Regions from separate parts of the Homo sapiens genome. Here region 1 is linked to region 2. Evidence: chromatin loops called from intact Hi-C (ENCODE). Cell type or tissue: PC-3. All regions are shown on one strand. Links, peaks and the distances in the headings refer to the core of each region. The heading gives the core; the rest is flanking DNA.

Region 1 (13,340 bases), core at 2,059-10,058, 150 kb before region 2:
TCCTGCCGTGACTGCAGCCTTCAGCATTCTATTCCCCAACACTAGGTGAACCCCTTGGGAAAGAGTTAGTGGATAGGTGGAGACCTTCTCTGAGTCTGGAACTCCTTGGGATTTTAATCCATCTTGCAAGCTCACAGGCAACTGCTACAGTTTTTTGATTTTGGCTGGTTTTATGTCACTCCCTTCTATGGCAAACTTCTTTCACTGTTCCATCAGAGATGAAAGTAGCTGAGAATATCTTCTTTCTTGGGAATGACTAATCATTTTCTGGATTTAAGTTTACTTACTTTTTTAAAAAATATCTTGTGTTGCTCTGATTAGTTTTAATACCAAAGTTTCTCGCTTAACTGGACTGTTCTCATTGTTCATTAGGAGAGTCAAACTCGTGATTTACAAAATTGTAAGTGAAAGCAGAAGCTAAACTTTGAGTTTTGAGAAATAATTCACCAAATGGGTTCTTTTAAAAACTTTTTATTACTTTTTGCTAAATTCAAAAGTATTGCATGTTTATTATTAAAATTCAAATTAAACAAAATTACAAAAATCTCAGATACATAGATATTGAGAGTCCTTCTTTTTTTTTTTTTTTTTGTAGAGATGGGGTTTTGCCCAGGCTGGTCTTGAACTTCTGACCTCAAGCGATCTGCCTGCCTCAGCCTTCCAGAGTGCTGAGATTACAGGCATGAGCCACCACAACCAGCCAGAAAGTCCCTCCTAACTCCACCCTCCAGGCATATCACTTATAAAAGTTTACTGTAACATTATTCAAAATAGCAAACACAGTTTGTAAACTCAAAAAATAATCTGATTCACCAAGACTGATTTTAACACCACTGTGTATGCTTCTTGAGGTGCATTAAAGTTATTCATTTCTACATGTTATTAGGATAAATGGTATCTTCAAATAAAATCAATGGCCTGAAAATTTTTAAACAGCATGCAATAACTTTCCTCTCTTCTCAGCAAGTCTTGATCCTAGCCTAATCTTTTGATAACTAAGCTTTATTATAGCAAAATAACCTTAGTTACATTTTGACTGAAGATCTGCACAAATCAAAGAAAAAATACAGGTTGGCTGAAAGTAGATACTAATTGAATTAAGTCATATGCTTGATGGATGTTGTGTTGAGAGAATCTGTGGAAGTTAAAGTCATCAGGCTGTTTTGCTTATGCAGAGATGGTCACGACTGAGACTGAGGGAATAGAGAGCCATTGACTTATTTAGAAAAATTGTAGGTATAGAAATATCATCCTTGCTTCACTCATCATTGTTAATCATTTAAAAATTGGGTTTCTAAATTTATGTCAATACCAAGAAAAAAATATTTTTCCCCTTGAGAAATTCAAATCAATAATATGCTCAGCACATTTCAGGAAATATTTCCTAGAATGATTAAAACCACTCAGTACTCATGATTAAAAGCAATGGTTTTTGGTTTATGATGGGATGCCCCAATAAGTATTTCAGGTTTGGGGACCCAAAAGTTCTAAAGGCATATTGCTTTTCTTGAGGCAGAAATTTAGCCCTAATGGATTGTCTTAGCTCATGTCTATTCCACTGTTTATTCCACTGAGCTGTACAGCACACATTTACAGCTATGTTACTCAATTACTCAACAAATATTTATAGACTACCTACTACATGTTAGGTGCTGTGCTAGGTGCTGTGCTGCTGGGACAGGCAAGTGAGCAAAATCAAACACAGTCTTTGCCCTTGTGGTGTTAACGCTCTTCTGGGGAAAATAGATATTATTCTAATACTCACAATAAATAATTAAAAATTACAAGTAGAGATAAGTGTTCTGCCTATGTATTAGTCTATTCTTGCATTGCTATAAAAAAAACCTACCTGAGACTAGGTAATTTTTAAAGAAAAGAAGTTTAATTGGCTTATAGTTTTGCAGGCTGTTCAGGAAGCATGGCTGTGGAGGCCTCAGGAAACTTACAATCACGGCGGAAGGCAAAGGAGAGGCAGGTGAATCCTACATTGCTAGAACAGGAGGAAGAAAGTGAAGGGGAAAGTGCTATGCACTTTTAAGCAACTAGATTTCATGAACACTCACTCATTATCACAAGAATGGCTAGGGGGAAATCTGCCCCCATGATCAAATCACCTCCCGGCAGGCCCTTCCTCCAACATTGGGGATTGCAATTTGACATGAGATTTGGGCAGCGACACAAATCCAAGCCATATCAGCTTACAAAGGCATACAACAGAACAACCTGACCTACTCTGAGGTAGTCAGGAAAGGGTTCCCTGAATCTGAGATCTGAAAAATGAATGGGGTTTGTATTAGTCTGTTCTCATGCTGCTGATAAAGACGTATCTGAGATTGGGTGATTTATAAAGAAAAAGATGTTTAATGAACTAACAGTTCCACGTGGCTGGGGAGGCCTCACAAGTATGGCAGAAAGCAAAAGGCACATCTTACATGGTGGCAGACAAGAGACAATGCGACCCAAGTGAAGGGGGTTTCCCCTTATAAAACCATCAGATCTCGTAAGACTTATTCACTACCACAAGAACAGTATGGGAGAAATTGCCCTCATGATTCAATTACCTCCCACACCACATGGGAATTACGGGAGCCACAATTCAAGATGAGATTTGGGTGGGCATACAGGCAAACAATATCAGGGTTTAACTAAGTTAGTGGAAGAGGTTTGGTCCAGATGACATGAACAGCATATACGAAGGCTGAATGGGTCAAGAGTTGCTTTAGGAACTTTAAAAGGCTAATGCAGTTGGATGGCAGAGGGAGAGGGAGTCAGCTAGTGGTTTGAGATGGGGTGGAGAACTGAAAGATTCTGACCGTATAGCTTTATGCGACCTAAGTGATTCTGATCGTCATTCTCAGAGCAATGGGATTTAATAGAATGAATTTGGGGTGGGGTTGAATGGTGACTTGATCAAAATAACATTTTAAAAATCTACCCATTTGCAATATGGGGGAAGTTTGGAAGGGGTGAGAGTGGATGCGGGAAGACCAACTAGATTTTTCCAAGTAGGCTTGTTGGCAGGTAATAGTGTCTCGTACCAAAATGTTGTAAGTGAAGAATGAGAGAAATAAATAATCATTTGAAATATTTCAAAAGTAAAATTGACAGAACTTAATTACAAATTTGATTTAAGGGGGCATGAGGAAGATACTATATACCTATATACCTAGCGACTGGCCTGCAAAGCACTTTACATACATAGGTGCTCAAGAAATATTTTCTAAAATGACGAATGCATGAGCAAATTGTTTAGTATGCTATTCGTAGATTTTTAGATCTCTTAGTTGCTAATCTCATTTTCTGAACCTGACTGACCTCTCAGCCAGCTGCCATTTCCATTCCTGGACTTTGATGTTCTCTCAGCCAGTTGTCATTCCCATTTCCTTCCTGGTTCCTGCAGAATTATAAGTGGAGAGTGCGTATACTTGACTCTTGTTAATCTTCCCACAGCCCTCTGCTTCCTCTGCCCTCAATTATTAAACCACTCACTTTCATGCCCATAGCTACCCCATGGACTCACTCGTACGACTGAGAAATTCAACATAGTTCACAATCAGGAAAGTTCATTATCCCTAAAATAGCTTGATTTTTTTTTTCATTGAACCACTATATTTGCTCCAAATTTCAACGCCTGGGACTTTCACAGTCTTAGCTTAGAGAGCTGCATAATAACTTTTTTGTTTAAAAAAATAAAACAGCCTGTTGGTATTTGATAAAGGCTATTGTTTTCTGTAGATAGTGGGGCCATTTGATTAATCTTAGATTTCCCACTAGCATTGAACACAGTGTCTTATACATGACAAATTCTTAATTGTAAACACATACAAAATGTGTGCCTCGTTGGGGGAAGGATGGGGAAAAGAGAGAGGGTGAGAACACATTTACTCTCCATGCACCACAGTCCACAATAAAGACATTAATTGATCTTGTAGTTTTCCTGTCTGCAAAACAGAAGGCGATTGGGATTCATGAACAGAAGCCTCCATTATGTTGTATTTAATTGTGCTACAGTAAAGGGGTCTGTATCTTCAACCAAATGACAATTTATGCTTCATTAAATTCTTCTCACATTTTTGCACTTCAGGTACTTCGATTAGACGGCAGCTTTATTTTGAATGGCTCATTCAAGCATGACAAGATGCCAGTGAGTATCTGGAGACACAGTAGAATTATAAGCATCCTTTACGTCTAGAAGACACTACCTCTTACTTCTTATAATACTGGATTGAACCTTGTGGTTCATAAATATTCATAAGTCTGAAAAAAGTATCTTAGATACATGAACAAACATCACAAAATTCCTTGATGGGAGGCTCAACTAGTGCTTTAGATTAGAATTAGAAGTTTATTTTTACAGAAGTGAAATGTTTGCCTCATTTGGCACACTTGAGGATTAGGTAGCTTACAGACCTATTTATTTTTAATTACAGTTTGCTTAGAACATTAACCCATCACTGATTAAATATGATCCCACAATATCTCAAGCTTGCAATATGTAAAGCTTGAAGACTTTTTATTTTCTGAAATTGATTGATACTCTATATGTTGAGATATTTTCTTTGAAAGAAGTTCAATTTCACTACAAATATGAACTATGCTTTTACATTCATATATTAACTTGAATTTACACAAATAAGAAATGTTTGTATATGTGGAGATAAGATCTTTTAAAGTTTCTTTACCATTTTCATAACTTCGTAGAGAATCAGACTGTAATTTCATTGGTGAAAAGCTAAGATTCTTAAATTTGTTTCTCTTTGAAAGATAATGAAAACCTAAAGAGATAGCTAACTCCTTTTAAAGAATATATTTGTCATATTTTAAGTTGTTTATATTCATGGGCCAATAAAGTCATTTATATTCATGAGCCTGTAAAGTCACATAAAATGATTCTTCCAACTCATCATTTCAATAGGCATAATCTTTAACAAATATGTACCTTTCATGACTGGATATTTGTACTTCTTATTTTTATGAAGTCCCCGTTTCCTCTGTGTTTTATTCATCACAATGTACACTATCTGGTAAAATGCCTTCCCTGATTTATATTCTGATGTCTGACACCCAGACGCCTTGAAACGGAGCTAGTAGCTATGGCACCATCTTTGCATTTATATTTTTCTTTCGCAAGATGGAAATTAGAGGCTTTTTAAAGCAGCTTAATCACGTTTCTCAGCGATACAGGTCAATTCCAGGAGCTGAATGGAAATACGGAGACTCTCAGAGAAAAGATGGAAAAGCCCCGAGAAGCCAACTGAGATGGATAGTAGTGACGGTCACAAGCCAAGCCGTACCTGAGGATTTAACTACTCAGCAGCAACCTTACAATTTCACTGACTTCCCGCTTTGACTGGGCAAATATTTTTTATAAAAATTGCCTCTTCAATTTATTTACTATCCTGCATGCACAAAAATCCTTTGAAATGCTGACATGTGTCTCCCCATGTCCCCTTTCTCTCACAGGAGCCACAGCCCTCCCCCTTCTTCCCCTACACATACTTTTCTTAAACAAACATCCTTGTTTTAAAAAGCAAAGATCTCGGCTCTCCATTTTTGTTTGACTTCCCACACATTGCTGTTAACTGTTCCCCAAACACAGATGGAAGCCAGGCTTGGACTCTTCCATTCATAGCTTTTTCACAAGATCTCTTCCCTTTAAATATTGTGATTTATTATTCTGAAAAGAAATTGTCCCTTTTAGGATGCCCCCCAACACCAGGAATTGTGTTATTTGTGAATCTTGCAAATGACAAAGCATACACCAATGCAATGGTCAATTGCAGGGTTTAAAAAAAAAAAACCTCATAATTTATGTGTCTCTCATTTGGCATCTCCTAAGTAAAAAGAAAGTGTCAAAGATGGAAAGAGACAAAAAATAAGCCCACCAATAATCCCAGATCCAAGAAAAGAAGCATACATGAAGAGGAAGAAAATGATTTCTTCAATTACTTACCTTCCACAATTTCCTTGCTTTGTCTCTGAGCCAAGAAAGGTGTGGCCAGCATCCTGTCAGGTGTGGAATTCTTTCAGAGACAGCTTGGCCTTGTGCATGCAGCCGTGCAGTAAGGATGCTGTACATTCACAATGCCTTCTAAAAACCAAGTAGACTGTTCTTGGGATAGAGGAAGCAGGCTTCCCTTTGTCACACAGAGCAATAATTTTCAACATGAAATCATCCAAAAATCTATTGACCATGATTTGAAAATGATACAGTGCTTTTACATAGAGAAAAAAAAAGGTTTAATCTAAGAGAAGTATATGGTTGAGAGAGAATCCAAAAACTAAAAAACTTCTAAGAACCTTGCACTTTGGATCTGTCATTACTAATTTCACCATCTTCATCGATAAAATAAGGAAGGTAGACTAGAATCATCTGTAGGTTTTCTTCTAATGCTAATATATATTGTCTTTTAATTCTCCAAGTATTTTCTTGCTGCTTAAAAAATTGAGACACCTTTATTTTAAGCATTTTATTACACACAAGCTCCAGCTTTCAAAGATGTAACTAGAAGCTGATTATTCACATTACTAGAAGTTTCTTCCTTCTTTCTTTTCTTCTCTTTTGGAAAAGAACTCCCCAAAGTTGTGATATTTAAAGTAAAAATTGTATTATTTAATTTTTAAACAGCTTTGCAGGGAACATGTTAACATAAGACAATGTACACTGTTGTAAGCCAAGAAATGTTAAATCCTTTAACACTAGAAAACTACATTTCAAAAGAAAGTTTAAATTTATTTTTTCACGTTCGTTTTGTAACTTGTACATAATGGAGTCTTGATTACATACACGCATACACCTCTCTCTTATGTGCGCTCTGTATGTATATTTGGTGATCAACAGCATAATGTAGAGTATGCTCACATGCATGTACACACACCTGAAACCCGACATCCATGTCCGGTGAAACCTGATTGATTCATTTTTCCATCTCTCTATACACAAAGAGATAGATAGGTAGATCTCTACTATATATACAGAATCCTATTCTATAGATCATATATTGAATTTTATATTATTCAATATATGTATAATATATATCTATAGATAAATACATAGCTATGGAGAGATCTCTATTATATATATTTATATATGTGAATTCAATATAGAATATATAGTAGATATATTTATAAGAATTCAATATGTAAAAATAGAGAAATCTACATATCCATATATAATAGAGGTTCTTATATGTATTAGTCCATTTTCACACTGCTATAAAGAAATACCTGAGACTGGGTAATTTAAAAAGGAAAGAGGTGTAATTGACTCACAGTTCCACGTGGCTGGGGAGGCCTCAGGAAATGTACAATCATGGTGGAAGGCAAAGGAGAAGCAAGCACCTTCTTCACATGGTGGCAAGTGAGACAGGAGCGAAGGAGGAACTTTGTGGAGATTACAATTCGAGATGAGATTTGAGTGGGGACACAGAGTCAAGCCATATCACTATATATATATCTTACACATATGTATGAAGAAAATCAATAAAGATTTCAGAGGCTATGGATTCCAACACCTCACTTTCTGAACTAGCTTTCTACACACACACACATACACACTCACTCTCTCTATATATCTCTCTCTCACACACTCACATTCACATGTATCCAGTATTAATACTGTTGTTCACCAAATATTTCTGGATTTCATTCTTCCAGGCATAAGGTAAGGTTGTATTTCCCCACCCCTTTGAAGTTAGATGAGTTCATGTGACTTGGTTGGCCAGTGAACTATGAGCAGAAGTGGAGCGTTTCACACCCAGGTGGAAATTCTGAGAGCCAGTACGCAGCTCATCACATCTCCTTCTTATTGCAGAGGTGACCATGGGGCACATAATGACATGAAGTTTCTTGCGGCTCAGGTTCCTAAGTGATACGGATAAGCAGAGACTCCTGACACCTTGACTTGGGCATGTGGCATCAGCAAGAAATATATATTGTTGGGCAAAATCACTGAGGTATGAGTATTGTTTGTTACCAGAGCATAACCGTATAACCTAGTCCGGGGGCTGGCAAAATTTTTCTGTAAAAGGCCAGACAGTAAATACTTCAGGCTTTGTGGGCCGCATATGATCTCTGTCATATATTCTTTTCTTTTCTCTTCCTCTTTAAAGGTTTATTACCTTACATATATATATATGTGTGTGTATATATATATATGTATACATATATATATGTGTGTGTGTATATATATGTATACATATATATGTGTGTGTGTATATATATACATATATATGTGTGTGTGTGTGTATATATATATATATACCGTTAGTTTCCAGACTGTACAAAAACAGGCTGCGGGCCAGATTTGGCCTGTGTGGCCTAGTTTTCTGATCCCCTGACTTAGCCTATCCTGAGTGCAAAAGGCATTCACCTTCTCTATGTATCAGTTTCCTCAACTGTAAAATTGAATACAGCTTGTAAAATTGAATACAGCTACCTGAAGTACCATCACAGGGTTCCTTGGCAATAAAAAGAAGAAATGAAGATGAAACTTCTGGAAAAGGTAATGTTACATGCGATGCAAAAATGTTATTATTATTTCAATCTAAACAATTGTTCAAAACAATACTTCCAAACAAAAATGGATACAAAGAAACAAATGTTCTCTCTTGTACCCTCTTTATTTCCTGCAGATAACTTATTTCAAATGGGGCTCCTCATGCCATACCCCAATATTTCCCAAGGTGTGTTTTATAGAGCATTGGTCTGTTAACATGCCATCCTCACACACACTAATAGGTTCCTTAGATAAATAAATTTAGGCATTTCTACACACTATGTCCATGGAGTCCTTTTAAACATAATACCTCTCAATATTCAGTGGTGTTGCCATTCAGCAGAATACACTTTGGGCAGCCTTGTTTGTCTCTTTCTTGGTACTGAGCTCCTTGAAGTTAAGTCATTGCTAGTATGATTGGTCAAAGTCTAAACTTTCCCTGCTTCCCAGAGTGCCTGCATTTGTTGAGACTCATGACCCAGTTCTGGGTTTACAACAACTCTGGATGGACAATTTGCGTGGGAGGCTTGTGCTTGAACTCCAGTTCTTGGTGATGATAAAAATTAATTTCACACTATTTTCTGAAACTGCAACAGAGCAAGTTATCCTGGCTTCAAAAGAAACATACTCAGTAGGAAGCACTGGTTGGGAAAGGCAGAGGAAAGATTTCTTGGTGACTTTTGAGTTTTTACCTTTCCGGACCAATTGTTTTGTAAGAATCAAGAAAATCTGCAGTAGCACTCTCTGAAGAACTTCAGGCTTTTAAAAGCAACAAAGTTCCATAGAGACCTTGTCATCTGTTACTTTGGATTGCTTCACTCTCATATGTGATAGTCATCTCTACTTGCTTTGTTATCCAAACCTAATTCAGCATGCAGCCCTAGAATAACAAATGATTTTCATTTAGGACTGCATTAGAATGTTGTAAAACAGCAAATCCAAGAATTGTATGACAATAAAGGAAATGGAATGGAAGCTAAATTAATATCTTTCATACAAATTCCAGAAACACACAGATATACATATGTAGGTATATACAATATTATGATTTAACTGGAAAGAAACTTGAGAAATGTAAATATTAGCTATGCCAGAACAGATATTTGTATTTCAACTTACACAGAATTAAAGAATATTACACACATAATGATTTTGGTGTTTTCCCACAAGATAAAATAAGCAGGAAAAAGTGATAGAGTATAACATATATAAGCTAGTAATAGTCTACTCCATGAATAGAAATGGCCTCCAACTGAAATGGTGTAGAGTTCTTCATGCATTCCTACGCTGCCTGCCCTGAATCATCTAAGTCAAAGTGCCAGAGTAATAGCACTCGCCACTGGATGTCAAAGATTGGAGTTCAAATGGGAATTTTTCAACAAGTAGCAGTGTGACTTCAGGAAATATCTAACTTAAAATATGTGGATAATGATATGCCTGTCCCTGAACTTGTCATGAACATACCTATTAACAATAAGTATAAAAGACATCACATTGTGATAGACGTGTGTTACATTATCACATTGTGATAGACGTGCATTAAATTATGTGCTTAATAAATGTGGATGTTTTTCTGGGTCAGTTCATAGGTCTGAACTAAATTAACAATGATTCAGAATGCACAGATTCTAATTATTCCTTTAAAAGCAGGAGGGCTGTATGGCAGGTGTTTTTATTTATTTTTCTAACTTTTATTTTATTTTAAGTTCCGGGATACATGTGCAGGACGTGCAGGTTTGTTACATAGGTAAACGTGTGACATGGTAGTTTGCTGTATCAACCCATCATCTGGGTATTAAGTCCAGCATGCATTAGGTATTTATCTTGATGCTCCACCTTCCCTACCCCGGCCCCCACCCAACAAACCCAGTGTGTGTCGTTCCCTCCCTGTGTGCATGTGTTCTCATTGTTCAGCTCCCACTTATAAGTGAGAATAGGCAGTGTTTGGTTTTCTGTTCCTGTGTTGGTTTGCTGAGGATAATGGCTTCCAGCTCCATCCATGTCCCTGCAAAGGACATGATGGCTATTGAGTATTCCATGGTGTATATGTACCACATTTTCTTTATTCAGCCTATCATTGATGGGCATTTGGGTTGATTCCATGTCTTTGCTATTGTGAATATTGCTGCAATGAACATGCACAGGTGTGTATCTTTATAATAGAATAATTTATATTCCTTTGGTATAAATGTATACTATTACTGGTATACATCCAGTAATGGGATTGCTGGGTCAAATGGTATTTCAGGTTCTAGGTCTTGGAGGGATTGCCACACTGTCTTCCACAATGGTTAAACTAATTTAAACTAATTATGTTAAACTAATGGTTAAACTAATTCCCACCAACAGTGTAAAAAGCATTCCTATTTCTCCACAGCCTCACCAGTATCTGTTGTTTCTTGACTTTTTAATAATCACCATTCTGATTGGCATGAGATGGTATCTCATTGTGGTTTTGATTTGCATTTCTCTATTTATCAGTGATGTTAAGTTTTTTTTCATATGTTTCTTGGCCGCATAAATGTCTTATTTTGCCCACTTTTTAATGGGGTTGTTTGTTTTTTTCTTATAAATTTGTTTAAGCTCCTAGTAGATTTTGGATATTAGATAGATAGATTGGAATTTTTTTCCCATGGTGTAGGTTTTCTGCTCACTCTGATGATAGTTTCTTTTGCTGTGCAGAAGCTCTTTAGTTTAATTAGATCCCATTTGTCAATTTTTGCTTCTGTTGCAATTGCTTTTGATCTTTTCATCATAAAATCTTTGCCAGTTGCTATGTCCTGAATGGTATTGCCTAGGTTTTCTTCTAGGGTTTTTATAGTTTTGGGTTTTACATATAAGTCTTTAATCCATCTTGAGTTAATTTTTGTATAAGGTGCAAAGAAGGGGTCATATTTCAATTTTCTGCATATGGCTAGCCAGTTCTCTCAGCACCATTTATTGAATAGGGACTCCTTTCCCCATTGCTTTTTTTGGTCAGGTTTGTCAAAGATCAGATGATTGTAGATGTGCAGTCTTATTTCTGAGATCTCTGAGACACATTGGTCTATGTGTCTGTTTTTGTACCCGTCCCATGCTGTTTTGGTTACTGTAGGCTTGTAGTATAGTTTGAAGTCAAGTAGCATGATGCCTCCAGCTTTGTTCTTTTTGCTTAGGTTTGTCTTAGCTATACAAGCTCTTTTTTTGTCCCCTATGAATTTTAAAGTAATTTTCTCTAATTCTGTGAAGAATGTCAACAGTAATTAAATGGGAATAGCATTGAATCTATAAATTACTTTGGGCAGTATGGCCATTTTCACAATATTGATTCTTTCTATCTATGAGCATGGAATGTTTTTCCATTTGTTTGTGTCCTCTCTTATTTCCTTGAGCAGTTATTTGTAGTTCTCCTTGAAGAGGTCCTTCACTTCACTGTTAGCTGTATTCCTAGGTTTTTTAATCTCTTTGTAGCAATTGTGAATGGGAGTTTATTAATGATTTGGTTCTCTGGTTGTCTATTGTTGGTACCATATAGGAATACTTGTGATTTTTGCACATTCGTTTTGTATCCTGAGACTTTGCTGAAGTTGCTTATCAGCTTAAGAAAGTTTTGGGCTGAGATGATGGGGTTTTCTAGATATAGGATCATGTCATCTGCAAACAGACGTTTGACTTCCTCTCTTCTTATTTGAATACTCTTTACTTCTTTCTCTTGTTTAATTGCCCTGGTGAGAACTTTCAATACTATTTTGAATAGGAATGGTGAGAGAGGGCATCTTGTCTTGTGGCAGTTTTCAAGGGGAATGCTTCCAGCTTTTGCTTATTCACTATGATATTGGTTGTGGGTTTGTCATAAATGGCCCTTATTGTTTTGAGGTATGTTCCATCGATATCTAGTTTATTGAGAGTTTTTAACATGAAGGGATGTTGAATTTTATTCAAGGCATTTCCTGTCTATTGAGATAATGATGTGGTTTTTGTCTTTGGTTCTGTTTATGTGATGAATTGTGTTTATTGATTTGTAGATGTTGAACCAGCCTTGCGTCCCAGGAATGAAGCCAACTTGATTCTGGTGGATAAGCTTTTTGATGTGCTGCTGGATTCGGTTTGCCAGTATTTTATTGAGGATTTTTGCATTGATGTTTATCAAGGATATTGGCCTGAAGTTTTCTTTTTTTGTTGTATCTCTGCCAGGTTTTGGTATCAGGATGATGCTGGCCTCATAAAAGGAGTTATGGAGGAGTCCCTCCTTTGTAGTTGTTTGGAATAGTTTCACAAGAAATGCTACCAGCTCCTTTTTGTACTTCTGATGGAATTCAGCTGTAAATCCACCTGGTCCTGGCCTTTGTTTTTCAGTTGGTAGGCTCTTTATTATTGCCTCAACTTCAGAACTTGTTATTGGTCTATTCAGGGATTCAACTTCTTCCTGGTTCAGTCTTGGGAGGGTATATGTGTCCAGGAATTTATCCATTTCTTCTACATTTTCTAGTTTATTTGCATAGAGGTGTTTATAGTATTCTCTGATGGTTGTATTTCTGTGGGGCCAGTAATGATATCCCCTTTACCTTTTGTATTGTGTCTATTTGATTCTTCTCTCTTTTCTTCTTTGTTAGTCTAGTTAGTAGTCTATTTTATTAATTTTTTCAAAAAACCAGCTTTTGGATTCATTGATTTTTTTGAAGGGTTTTTTGTGTTTTAATCTCCTTCAGTTCCACTCTGATCTTGGTTACTTTTTGTCTTCTGCTAGCTTTGGGTCTTGGTTGCCCTTGGTTCTCTAGTTCTTTTAGCTGTGATGTTAGGATGAGAATTTGAGATCTTTCTAGCTTTTTGACGTGGGCATTTAATGCTATAAATTTCCCTCTTA
Region 2 (13,340 bases), core at 3,204-11,203:
ACCTACAGAATGGGAGAAAATTTTTGCAATCTATCCATCTGACAAAGGTCTAATATCCAGAATCTACAAGGAACTTAAACAAATTTACAAGAATAAAACAACCCCATCAAAAAGTAGGCAAAGGATATGAACAGACACTTCTCAAAAGAAGACATTTATGCAGCCAACAGACATATGAAAAAAAGTTTATCATCACTGGCCATTAGAGAAATGCAAATGAAAACCACAATGAGATACTATCTCACTCCAGTAAGAATGGTGATCATTAAAGTCAGGAAACAATAGATGTTGGAGAGTATGTGGAGGAATAGGAATGCTTTGACACTGTTGGTGGGAGTGTAAATTAGTTCAACCATTGTGGAAGACAGTGTGGTGATTCCTCAAGGATCTAGAACCAGAAATACCATTTGACCCAGCAATCTCATTACTGGGTATATCCCCAAAGGATTAAAAATCATTCTACTATAAAGACACATGCACACTTATGTTTATTGCAACTCTATTTACAATAGCAAAGACTTGGAACCAACCCAAATGCCCATCAATGACAGACTGGATAAAGAAAATGTGGCACATATACACCATGGAATACTATGCAGTCATAAAAATTAAGGAGTTAATGCCATTTGCAGGGACATGGATGAAGTTGGACACTATCATTTTCAGCAAACTAACAGGAACAGAAAACCAAACACTGCATGTTCTGACTCATAAGTGGGAGTTAAGCAATGAGAACACATAAACACAGGGAGGGGAACATCACATACTGTGGCCTGTCGTGGGGTGGGGGGAAAGAAGAGGGAAAGCATTAGGACAAATACCTAATGCATACGGGGCGTAACACCTAGATGATGGGTTGATGAGTGTGACAAACCACCATGGCACATGTATACGTACCTATGTAACAAACCTGCATGTTCCGCACATGTACCCCAGAACTTAAAGTATAATACATAATAATAATAAAAAGGTGTAACAACAAGGGAACACCCCACACTAACAGAAGTGTAGTATCCCATTATTCTCTGTAAAGACCACACCATGTCTGAGATATAAACAGGGTTTGGGGGGGTATGACTTTAATGGAACACTGGAAAATTAAATGCATTCAGTGAAAAGCAAATCCAAATAAGAGACTGATATGTGACAACAATATTATACACAATAATGTTAAAAACTTAGGCTCTTTTAGCTTGCAGAAGAAAAACTCCGGAGTATAAAATGGTCTTCGAGTTAAATAGAATTATATCTAATTTAGTGATAGAGTTTTAATTGTAGGTCTTACTGTGAAAATCAAATTATCCTGAAAAATCCTTAGGAAAATACCATAGTCCAGCATGTTACACAAATTTCAATTGGTCCAGCACCCCAGGATCAACAGGTTTCCTCCTATTTTAGGATTTATGGCTATTTGTTTTCCATGAAGCACTAGAAAATGTTACATGGTTGCCTTGTGTTTAGTTGCATGTAAAGGTTTATCTTTAAATGCAGTGCTCACATAATAGAAAGATAGCGGGAACTCAAACAGCTAGGGAAAGGAGATATATGTTTCCCATTTCATTTTCACTCCTGGGCATATGCTGGACTAGAATGCCCAGCACTATTTAAATTGTTCCCTTTTCTCTCTCTCTCTTCCCTCCCACTTTTTATGTAGGAGAGGGGAATAGAGAGAATATGATGCATTTGCATAAATTTTATGTACTCAACATGACTCTATTTTATATTAGTAAATTTAATGTAGAAGATTTATCTGATATAATACAGAAGGCAAAACTGTGGTCAAAGAGTAGACATTACCAGGTAAAATAGGGTTTCATTTAAAGTAATATGTCTTACTGTCCCACAAAGCATTTATATAATGGTTACATGCCATGTATTATTATTTTGGATTAGATAATTAATAAATTCCATCCCAATATTATAACAATACTTTTGTGGAACAAGTAGACAAAATAAAACACAAAAATAAGAATGACTTTATGCTATTTTAGATTGACATTATTATTTCCCTTATTGCTTGTAATTCAAATGGGCGTATAATTAGTAATAAATTTAGGATTCTTAGAGTACATAATAATCTATGATATTCCAAACATTCAGAATGAATGAGTTGCTGGATTCAATTCCTTATCATTATAAATTATTTCAAATGTAGGACAGGATTACAATAATTTTCAAGTTTCAAAAAATGCCAAAGGCAGTAAGCAATTAAGTAAAATAATATAAATGTCAAGAGAAATAAGAATTTTCAAAATTTCAGGTAACTTCAACCAACAGAAAACTTCAATCAGGTTCATGGTGCCTGTGAAAGACAATCCAGGAATGCATTTTAGTTAGTAGTTGATTAAATGGGCTAAATAAAACCCCTTCTGTCTTCCTATACATGGCAAAACCCCATCTTTACTAAAAATACAAAAATTAGCTGGGCATGGTGGCGGGCGCCTATGATCCTAGCTACTTAGGAGGCTGAGGCAGGAGAATCGCTTGAACCCAGGAGGCAGAGATTGCAGTGAGCTGAGCTCTTGCCACTGCATTCCAGCCTGGGTGACAGAGTGAGACTCTGTCTCAAAAAAAAAATATATACATATATATATGTATATATTTTTTTTTTCGAAAAAATGAATAAATCCCACAATTTGTTTCAGGATGATGCAGGGGCAAGGTCATTCAGAGCATGTAACCTATGGTAATGAGTTTAGACTAAGTACAATGGGAAGGCACTGGAATACTCTAGGAAAGGGATGGAAAGTCTGGAGACATGCGGAGAAGTATAAAGATATAATCCAATTTGTGTTTTCAGAAGTTCACTATGTGGAAAACAGTTTAGAGGTCAGAGAAGTGGAAATGGGAAAAAAAGGGAGTAGGCTGCAGTCATGCATGCAAAAGGATTATGGCTTAGACTAGGTTAGTGGCAGCAGAAGTAGAAAGCATGAGATTAAATTCTAAGATATTTTAGAAGCATGAAGTATGAGACTGACAAATGGAGTAGAGCTAGGCATGAGAGAAAAGAAGAAGCTAAAGATAACTCTTAAATTTAAGGCTTTAGTTGCTGTATAGACCAGTGGTCCCCAACCTCTGGTCCATGGCCTAATAGGAAGTGGGCTGAAAGGCAGTAGGTGAGTGGTGGGTGAGTAAGTAAGCTTCATCTGTATTTACAGCCGCCTCCCATCACTCACATTACCACCTGAGCTCCACCTCCTGTCAGATCAGCAGCAGCATTAGATTCTCACAGGAGCACAAATCCTATTGTGAACTGTGCATGCGAGGCATCTAGGTTGTGTGCTCCTTATGAGAATCTAATGCCTGCTAATCCGTCACTGTCTCCCATCACCCCCAAATGGGACCATTTGTGAGGTGAGGAAAACAAGCTCAGGGCTCCCACTGATTCTACATTATGGTGAGTTGTATAATTATTTCATTATATATTACAATGTAATAATTAAAGAAATAAAGTGCACAATAAATGTAATGTGCTTGAATCACCCCCAAACCATCCCCCCACCCACCCCAGGTCCATGGAAAAATTGTCTTCCACAAAACCAGTCCCTGGTGCCAAAAAGGTTGGGGACCTCTGGTACAGATGTAGTACCATTTTCCAAAAAGGGGAAGATTCCGCTGGGTTAGATCTACTAAATATTTTCTTTCCCGTATTATACAAAAGGCCTATTTATTACTTCATTTACTTGGTAATTATTGAATATCTACTATGTGTTAGGTTATGCTAGTGTATAATATTTTCTTTTTTGTAACTGTCTATTTTTACTGAATTCCCAATTTCAGGTTATTTTTTGAACTCTATCAAATGTAATATATTTTCTCACCTAGAGTTACTTATCTGTGCATCCATCCTTGGTTAATGAGAAAGAGTAGCAAATTTTTTCTTTGTTATTTGTGCCTCCCTCTACTATTCATTTTAATTGGGCATTCTAGATGTACTTGGAACTATTACACCAATTGGCCTCATTATCACATTGTACTGTAATTATTTATTGGTGTGTTTCTGAAATTACATCCTATCCTCCTTGAGGGAAAGCACCTGGTCTCTTTCGTTTGGTGCTATAGTCCCAGCATAGGACACAGTGCTTGGCACACAGTAGGTACATCATTACTATATTAAGGTGGAGATAAAAGGCAGAGGCCTATAACCATTGTCTAAGGATAATATGTAATGCCAAATTTTCAGTCCTATGATGGGTTTGTTTTCCTCTTCTGGAAGTTATTGGTGTATGTTCCTGACAGCTTAGATGGAAGACTCCAAAAATATACTTGAGACCCGAAAGACCATCTTATTATTCAGTGAGAACACTGAGATTTTCATCTGCCTTATTTGCCCACATAGCAGTTGAGAACAGATAAAATGCTCTCCAACAGTTCCTGTTTTATATGGTGCCATTTATTGCTTAACCCAAGATAAACTTCAATAGAAAATTATCATTTTCATGATTTCCTTGAAATGGGATATATAGGTCCATTTGGTTTTGTATTAATATCTCATTACTTCATTGGTTTGCTAAATTGATTTGTTCAATTCATATCTTATTCTCTAAAGTTGGGAAATTTCTAGAACATCATATATCATGGTCCTAGGGCAAATACTCTTTAAAATCAGCACTACATCCATAACAGAATGTGTCAGTGAAAAAGCTGATTTTCTCCGTATTCCATAAGGAGAATGTCATATAACCCCAAGTAAGAGAAACCCCATGCCTTCAGATCACAATCAAAACACATGTCCAGAGGAAATATTTCCTGTGGTTGGAGCAAACAAGAACCTCTATGACAAGGAAGGTTTTCAGAGGCTACAATACACCTTCCTGAGTAACCCTTCTTAGAGCACAATTTGAAGAAAGCTTGCTGATAAATTACTTATAGGTGCAATTAAGTTCAAAAATGAAATAAATGAAATGATGTAAAATGATATAATATCAATGCATCACAATATATATATTTGAGTAGATAAATATAGCAGCATGGAAAAGGGAGCTTTTCCAGTCTTTTGAGAAGTCAATCCCCATGACTTGTTTTGTTTATCCATCTTTTGTGGTAGGTTGATTTCTAAAGTAAGATAGATGATTTATTTTGGTAAAGACTAAGTTTACCAAATAGCTTTCAATAACTGATGAGGCTTCCCAGATCTCTGGTAGTAAGAGGATAGCAACCTCGAATGTTTCTCAATTCATCCCTGCTGTTCCTTCCAATCACATTCACTATTACACCAATTACAGTCACTATTCTTCAGGTAACTCTTCCTGGATTACTACTAGAGTATCTTCCTATCTTCACTGCCAACCCGTAAACTTTCCTTCCATCCAATATATGGTTTCCAGGAAAATTTTTGTAAAGCTCTGTTCATTATGCCATTATTTGGTTCAAAACCTTTTAACAGTTCTTGTAGCATTCATAAAAGAAGTCCAAATAAATAAGTCTCTTTGTGCTCTACGTTCTGCCTACCTTGCCAGCTTTATTCATATTTCTAAGCACCTCAATGATACAGGCATTTGTCCTCAATCTTTCAGACTTTCTCCATGCGTTTGTTTTATACAATCTGTTCCCCTGATAGGATAGCCCTTCTTTTTAGTAAGGGACTATCCCAGATTTCTCTAACAAAGAGAACAAAACAAAAACAAACCACCACCATGGCTTCAATCAAGCTAGACATTTATTTTTCTCACACGACAGTCCAGAGGTAGCTGGGTGGTCCATTGTGGGTATGCTGCCCTGCTCCCTGAGACTGTCCAGGGACCATGATTCCTCCTATCTTGCTTTCCCATCTCCTACCATGGTTTCCTTAAATGTTAAATGGCTGAGAAGGAAGAAAGAGACATAGGAATGTATGCCCAATCGTTTTATGGGCAAGATCCCCAAATTGCCCATATCATTTCCATTTATATCTCATTAGCAATGGCTTTGTCACATGGCCACCCATCACTGCTAGTGAGGCTGGGAATTGTAGCCTCTAGGTTGATAGGCACATGCACTGTTAAACCCTGTGGATAGAGCAGGTGGTGGAAAGGAGTTCTGTTACTAAAGGAAATAAGGGGATGCTGTGGATGGGGTTCAATTAGAACTCTCTTTCTTTCAGTTTATACCTTTAGAAATAACATTCATCTTCAAAGCCAAACTCCAGTTACACCTCCTCAGGTGTTTACACCTTTAGAAACAACATTCATCTCCAAAGCCAGACTCAAAGAACACTTCCTCCTGGTCAGTCTTCTCTGATTTTATCCTATCTCCTTATTCCATATAGCTCCAAAAGGATTAGCAACTCTCTTTCCTCTGAAATTTCATAGCTTTCATACCTACTATGGAATTTGGCACAATCTAGACATATTATAGTTAGCCATATACATATTAAAGATAGTTTGTCAGAAAATGTAATGTGGCCCAAAAGCAAACAACGTATGTGTGCTATTCATTACTCCTCCTTCATTGTTCTATTCATACACAAAGACAAAGATAGAGGCTGTATCAACTTCTTATTCTGTATTTCTAGAAGTGATTTATACAGGAGTAAACATTCAATAATGGTGGTAATGATAACACTGCTTTATCCAATACACTGATAATTTATCTTCATTTACTACAAAAATAACATTTTACAAAGTAACATATACATATTTGATCTAGAGAAATAAGTTTTAGAAATTGTTTAGAAACAAAGTTATTGTAAAAGATTTTCAATTAAACAAAATACTATGTCCTAAAATTTTACTAAAAGTATTTTTGAATAATGATGTTTAAATAAAGCATGTTTGTGCTTTTGTCCTTTAGTAACAATTTTCCAAAAACAAGCAAAGTCCTTGAATAATACTAATGGATCATTATATATTTTTAATTTCTTAGGTTTATCTTTTATTCTCATATCTGATTTCTTTCTTCCATTTGCTGACATCTGTTACTTTGGGGGTTCATATCTTCTTATTTTGGCATAATTAGTTTATACTTTTCAGATAACATGAAACAGTCTATATTTCTAGTGGGTAAAATATTTTATTTTATTTCATAATTTTTACTACGGACCAAATACTTACTTTACATTGAGTAACACATCATACTAGATGATTTAAGTTACAGAATTTCACTGTTACAGTGTAAATTTTGGATACAGTATACCAAAAAATATATACCTCCTATTTTTCCTTTAATACTGAACCATAAATTATGAGCGGGGAGTCATTTCCTTTGATTAATAACTTTGCCGGCCATGTATAGTGAATATTTACACATTATTCTATGTTGGTAGAGTGCTTAAAATGCCTGAAACAATAACTATTATCAAGCCAAATTTAGAGAAATTGTACATATCAAAGTCTTTCAAATGACAAGAGTATAACATATAGGAAACATACGATAAATCCCCTTTACTTAAAACTCAGAAAGATTATAAAAGTCTCCTATAAACATTTTTTTTAAAAACAGACATCTGAGTCTGTCAGTAATTTAAAATTTAAATGTACGTAATAGCCTAGGGGAATTGTAGTAAGGGTTGTTCCCAGGGTGTTATAAACATCGAAATATTTATTAAAACACCTATGTAAGCTCCAATGAAACATATTATCTTGAAATTATGTTAAAGTAGAACTTACAATTCATGCACTTACAAGACCAATCCTATGATACATTTAATAATCATGCTTTAAAAGGTCATAAATCTGTGTTTAATACAGAATACATTAAAAAAAAGTTTTTGTCCTTTTTGTATACTTAAAAAATCTATTCAGGCAAACATACTCTTAAAGTGTAACTGTTGATTTTATTGGCAAATCTATAATAATGCATATGATCAATCTTTATTGAATTATTTTGGGTCACAAACACAATTAATAAATCATCTTTGAAGTGCACTGACCATAATCAGTATACTCTGGAACAAGGCCAAGGGGCCATTAATCAAAATATGCAGCAAGCAAAGTGAGAGCCGCAGCCTGACCAGTTAGGTAAACATAGAGTGAAGCTAATAAAAACCTATCTCGTTTTAAAACCACCACCATGTTTACTTTTGCAACTAAGATAAACATTATGATAAAATTAAAGTTGTGTAAAAAATGAGGTTTGCTCATGATGACCAGAGTAAATATATAGCAATTGAACATTCATTTTATGTACCTAATTTGACATTTAAAAAGTCTATAGTTCAGGTACCAAAAATCTACAAAAATTGGATATTTGAATTTGATGATTATATTATCCATCTAAATTTAAAAAACATAATTTTCAAATACTTTGAGATTTAAACTTTGAATACATTGCTAGCAATTTTTAAGAATCAAGGTATGAAAATAAATTCTTTTTGAAAAGATGGAATGGTCAACTACCTCATTTTAAGTTGGCACATGCAATTTCATCTCCTTCTCTCTATATATGTATTTCTAAAATGAATTGGTAAACAACAACAACAAAAAACTCAAAAGGCAAACACTGTTGTGAGGGTACAAATTGTTATAGCCTTCCTGGAGAAATTCTGGCAAAACATACATACATGTATGTGTAATATATGTGTAATTCCATGTATAACTCTCTCTATATATAAAGTATTACATATCTCAAATTAATCAACTGCTTTTAAAACATAGTCTTCCAAAGATATTATTTTCCTCCCATATTACACCATATTGATTGCTAAATGGAAGAAAAAAAAAGTTGTGGGTTACAGCATAACTGGTGTGAGCCTAGTTTTGTCAATGAAGTGTGGAAGAGAGAGGGATCTGCAACGACACAGAGTACCAGGTCTCAACGGTGGTCATCTCCAGGTGGGTGGGATTACGAGTTTCCCATATGCTCATTCTTTTGTTTCTGTGGGTTTTCTGATTTTTCTGGAATGAGCATGAACTGCTTTTATAATTGGGAAACAAATAAAATAAAGTTCATTTTATTAAAAAATAAATGAATTAATACCAGACTCTGACCCCCTCACTGTTTTAATTTTTATAATTCATAACATTAATAATAAAAACATAGGAAGAAGATATCAGAAAGCAAACAAATAACTTTCTTCAAAACTCCATTAAAAAGAAGAATCTTTATTAAGAGTGAATATTGCCTAAACTCTATGTGACTGCAACTGGGTTACTGTGGGGAAATGAGCTCTTTAGGACCCTGAAAAGCTTTAATAGATATAGTCACTTTGGTTTGGAAGCTACAAAAATTCTGATGCTTATAATAACTTCTCAAAACAAAAGTGCATGGATTGTGCAATTTCTTCAAGGATAATACTGTAAGCATCCGGCATAACAAAATAAAGAATTGAGCTTTTGTAGGTTCAGGAAGACAATACCTTATACAAACTCTATCAGTGGCACTGCACTCTATGGAGGTGGGGAAATACTGGGCTGAAATACGCTACATCTTTTTCTGCACCTTGTAGCCACAAGACTGTGATAAGAACGTTAGACCTAAAACCATAAAAACCCTAGAAGAAAACCTAGGCATTACCATTCAGGACATAGGCATGGGCAAGGACTTCATGTCTAAAACACCAAAAGCAATGGCAACAAAAGCCAAAATTGACAAATGGGATCTAATTAAACTAAAGAGCTTCTGCACAGCAAAAGAAACTACCATCAGAGTGAACAGGCAACCTACAAAATGGGAGAAAATTTTCGCAACCTACTCATCTGACAAAGGGCTAATATCTAGAATCTACAATGAACTCAAACAAATTTACAAGAAAAAAACAAACAACCCCATCAAAAAGTGGGCGAAGGACATGAACAGACACTTCTCAAAAGAAGACATTTATGCAGCCAAAAAACACGTGAAAAAATGCTCATCATCACTGGCCATCAGAGAAATGCAAATCAAAACCACAATGAGATACCATCTCACACCAGTTAGAATGGCAATCATTCAAAAGTCAGGAAACAACAGGTGCTGGAGAGGATGTGGAGAAATAGGAACACTTTTACACTGTTGGTGGGACTGTAAACTAGTTCAACCATTGTGGAAGTCAGTGTGGAGATTCCTCAGGGATCTAGAACTGGAAATACCATTTGACCCAGCCATCCCATTACTGGGTATATACCCAAAGGACTATAAATCATGCTGCTATAAAGACACATGCACATGTATGTTTACTGCGGCATTGTTCACAATAGCAAAGACTTGGAACCAACCCAAATGTCCAACAATGATAGTCTGGATTAAGAAAATGTGGCACATATACACCATGGAATACTATGCAGCCATAAAAAATGATGAGTTCATGTCCTTTGTAGGGACATGGATGAAATTGGAAATCATCATTCTCAGTAAACTATCGCAAGAACAAAAAACCAAACACCGCATATTCTCACTCATAGGTGGGAGTTGAACAATGAGATCACATGGACACAGGAAGGGGAATACTACACTCTGGGGACTGTGGTGGGGTGGGGGGAGGGGGGGAGGGATAGCATCGGGAGATATACCTAATGCTAGATGACGAGTTAGTGGGTGCAGCGCACCAGCATGGCACATGTATACATATGTAACTAACCTGCACAATGTGCACATGTACCCAGAAACTTAAAGTATAAAAAAAAAAAAAAAAAAAAGACTGTGATAAGATTGTGTAGTCCTAGCTAATTAAATAAAAAACTCACTCTAAGGTGTGTGTGTTGTTTTGGCATCCAGTATTCACTTGAAATACTATTTAGTATTTTTATTGGTAAAAGCAACTTTACAACAAATTTTCTTTTATATTTGAAAGACAGTTTGTCTAGATACTTTGAAAGTTTACAAGATTAATAAAACAATTCATTATAAAGCTCTGTGAATTTAATAATTTATATTTATTTTATATCTGTATTCCTTTTACAGTGATTTATATTTGTTCTGAAGTCTCTAAAAGCTTTGCAGAGTATTTCAGGTATTAACTGAAGTCATTTCTCTCTGTATATTGAGTCAAAATAAAAGGAAAGCTTCCCCACCCCCCAAAAAAGTGGTTCTCAGATAAAATAAAATGCCCCAAATCCATTCCCACATATAATAGTGCACTCACAAATCTGGAACACAATTCCAAATATTTCAATTTAGAACTTTATGACCGATGTACTCCCTTCGCTCTGCACAAAACTATTTGTGTATATCTTTGTCTCTCAAAAGATTATAAACCCAGTTGAGGAAGTAACCAGGCACAAACTCTGGAATAAAACACCGGCTGTGCTGCTCTGGCAAAAGAACTATATCTTTATGAGCCTTGGTTGCTTTTCATCTGTAAGAAGGATAAATTAATACCTATCTTGTAGGGTTTGTGTGAGATTTAAATGAGAGATAACATATAAAGCACTTATCAAAATTCTGATTTATTTTTATATCTCTCTCTCCTTCTATACCTTGTCACTATAACAATGACTTAGGGTTGCAATAAATGTTCAACTAAATTTAAAAATTATTATGATTTTGTTTTATAGATAAGTATTTAGTTTTTCTCAGAATGCAAAATAACCCTGTGGTATTTATAAAGTACTTAATATGTTACATTGTAAAATACCTATAAACAGTTAAATTTAAAAAATGAATACTTTTCTCATGGATATTTCATATTTTTAATTGCTTCATGAATTTTAATCAATAATAGCTAATAAATGTGGAAGTATTTTATTGCTAAATCATATTCATGTTTTGAAAGTGGTGAAGAGTTAAATATACAATAGATCTATAAATATTGAGAGGGATCTTACAGATCATCTAGTATAATCCTTTCATTTTTAGATGAGAAAACTGAAACTTGGAAAGGTAAAATGACTTGCACAAAGTCTTGTAGACAAAAAAAAAAAAAAAATTAAGCCATAGTACTTATGACCACTCCTTCCCCTACTTTTGTTTCTTTTTTCTTGAGTTGCAGAGATAGAGAAGCTAAATAGTGGAATCACATGTAAGATGTCTGGTGGGAATGTTGGAAGGGACTGAAGGTCATGCAATCAGAAGGGCCTAGGAAACTTAAGTTTAGAGGTAGGGACTGATGTATTTTCACCCGTAAGTAGCAAACTAACCATATCTGCGTTTATTTGTGAGTCTACAGATAGGGTACATGACCTAATTGATGTTTATGTTTTTGATGACAAGCTGTCAGAGAAAAAAATCATGCTTCAGGAAGGGAGGAAAATAGGTAGCAGTTTTAATTTTAAAACTTAAAATAAGGGCTAGCCATTAGTAATTGAGAACGTCTTACTCTGAGGTTTTTTAAGAGCTAAGGCTTATTTTTGCTTTTGTTTTATAGAAGCTTCTTTTTTTCATTAAAAATATTGGGAAAGTACAACTAGTATTTAAAATTTTTAAGAGCCATAAAATTTCAGTCTCCTGTATTCAAAATGCAAAAAAAATCCTATAGTATAAAAAAATAAGAAAAAAATACATAATTTAACATTTTGTTTTATTTGAGCAAAAGAGGAGGCATTATACAGTAGGGTATCAACCACTCAACATCTGACTGATACATGCTAAATTTCTCTTAATATTTAAAATGCTCACTGACATCTAACAGGTGTTTTCATTTCTACTTAGGGGCAGTCTGCCTAAAGGGCCTACAATGATATAATTAGCAGACCGTTACCAAAGCTGATATGGTTTACATCAACTTTGTCAACTTTTAAAATGGTGAAAATATATAACATAAACATTGACATGATTACCTAAACATGGAAAAGAAAAGGAACATAATATTAATTGTCTGTATGTTTGGAGAAACAAACACATTATCTTTATTAAAAAGCTAAATAAAAATATTTAGTCTTGATTCAGAGCTAAACTTCTTTCATCTCTGTATCATGCATATCAGAAACCTGCTTAAGCAACACAGTGTACTCAGAAAATGTTAGCAACCTAAAACCTTACCTTTGGTTCACACATAGAGTGAAAAGACCTAAGATGCAGCTCTCCAACATAAAACCAATATTTCCTTCTTCCCGCAAACCATTAAGTCATTATCAGACAAAACAATTGGACTGAAAGTTCCATGAGGACAGGAGCTGTGTCTATTTTCTACTTTCTGGGATCCTCAGCATGATCAACATTATGCCTGGCACATAATTCAATTTCAACTCATTACTCACTTGTCTACTAATTGACTGAATGAAGTACTTAGTTTCTGGAACGTTTTAAACTGCTTATAATTTTATTCTTTCCCATAGTTTGGCTATTTCAATGTCTGTAAATTGAAAATATTTTTGGTTCACCGTATAAAAGAGATCACACTATGCCTTGAACTCTATGAGCTCTATCAAGGGGTTATAAGCTACGAATAAATTCAAATGATAAACACAAACCGGAAAGAATTTAGTGCACAATGGGTTTTTGCATATATTGTCTGAAGACATTAGGGATACAGCATAGTATGGAGATAGCATTTTTAAGTATATGTA

What was found. Peaks named below come from ENCODE experiments on the same cell type or tissue, not always from the same donor. Only the 100,000 strongest peaks of a DNase experiment are listed, where the experiment ranks them.
Region 1: it touches region 2 in a loop (3-fold over the local background); 3 of 110 quality-filtered maps call a loop at or near these places.

Annotation. Positions count from the first base shown.
Region 1 is chr5:83,410,770-83,424,109 of GRCh38, reverse strand. No RefSeq gene overlaps it. Among named protein-coding and RNA genes, the nearest start is that of VCAN, 54 kb to the left of the region's middle. In PC-3, for the core only: no CTCF peak of the experiment used is centred there; no DNase peak of the experiment used is centred there; H3K4me3 peaks cover 1,234 bases; H3K27ac peaks cover 420 bases.
Region 2 is chr5:83,260,031-83,273,370 of GRCh38, reverse strand. The region is part of intron 7 of XRCC4 (X-ray repair cross complementing 4); the gene reads right to left. Among named protein-coding and RNA genes, the nearest start is that of XRCC4, 190 kb to the right of the region's middle. RefSeq lists a silencer at 9,214-9,414. In PC-3, for the core only: no CTCF peak of the experiment used is centred there; a DNase peak (open chromatin) is centred at 7,930; H3K27me3 peaks cover 1,274 bases.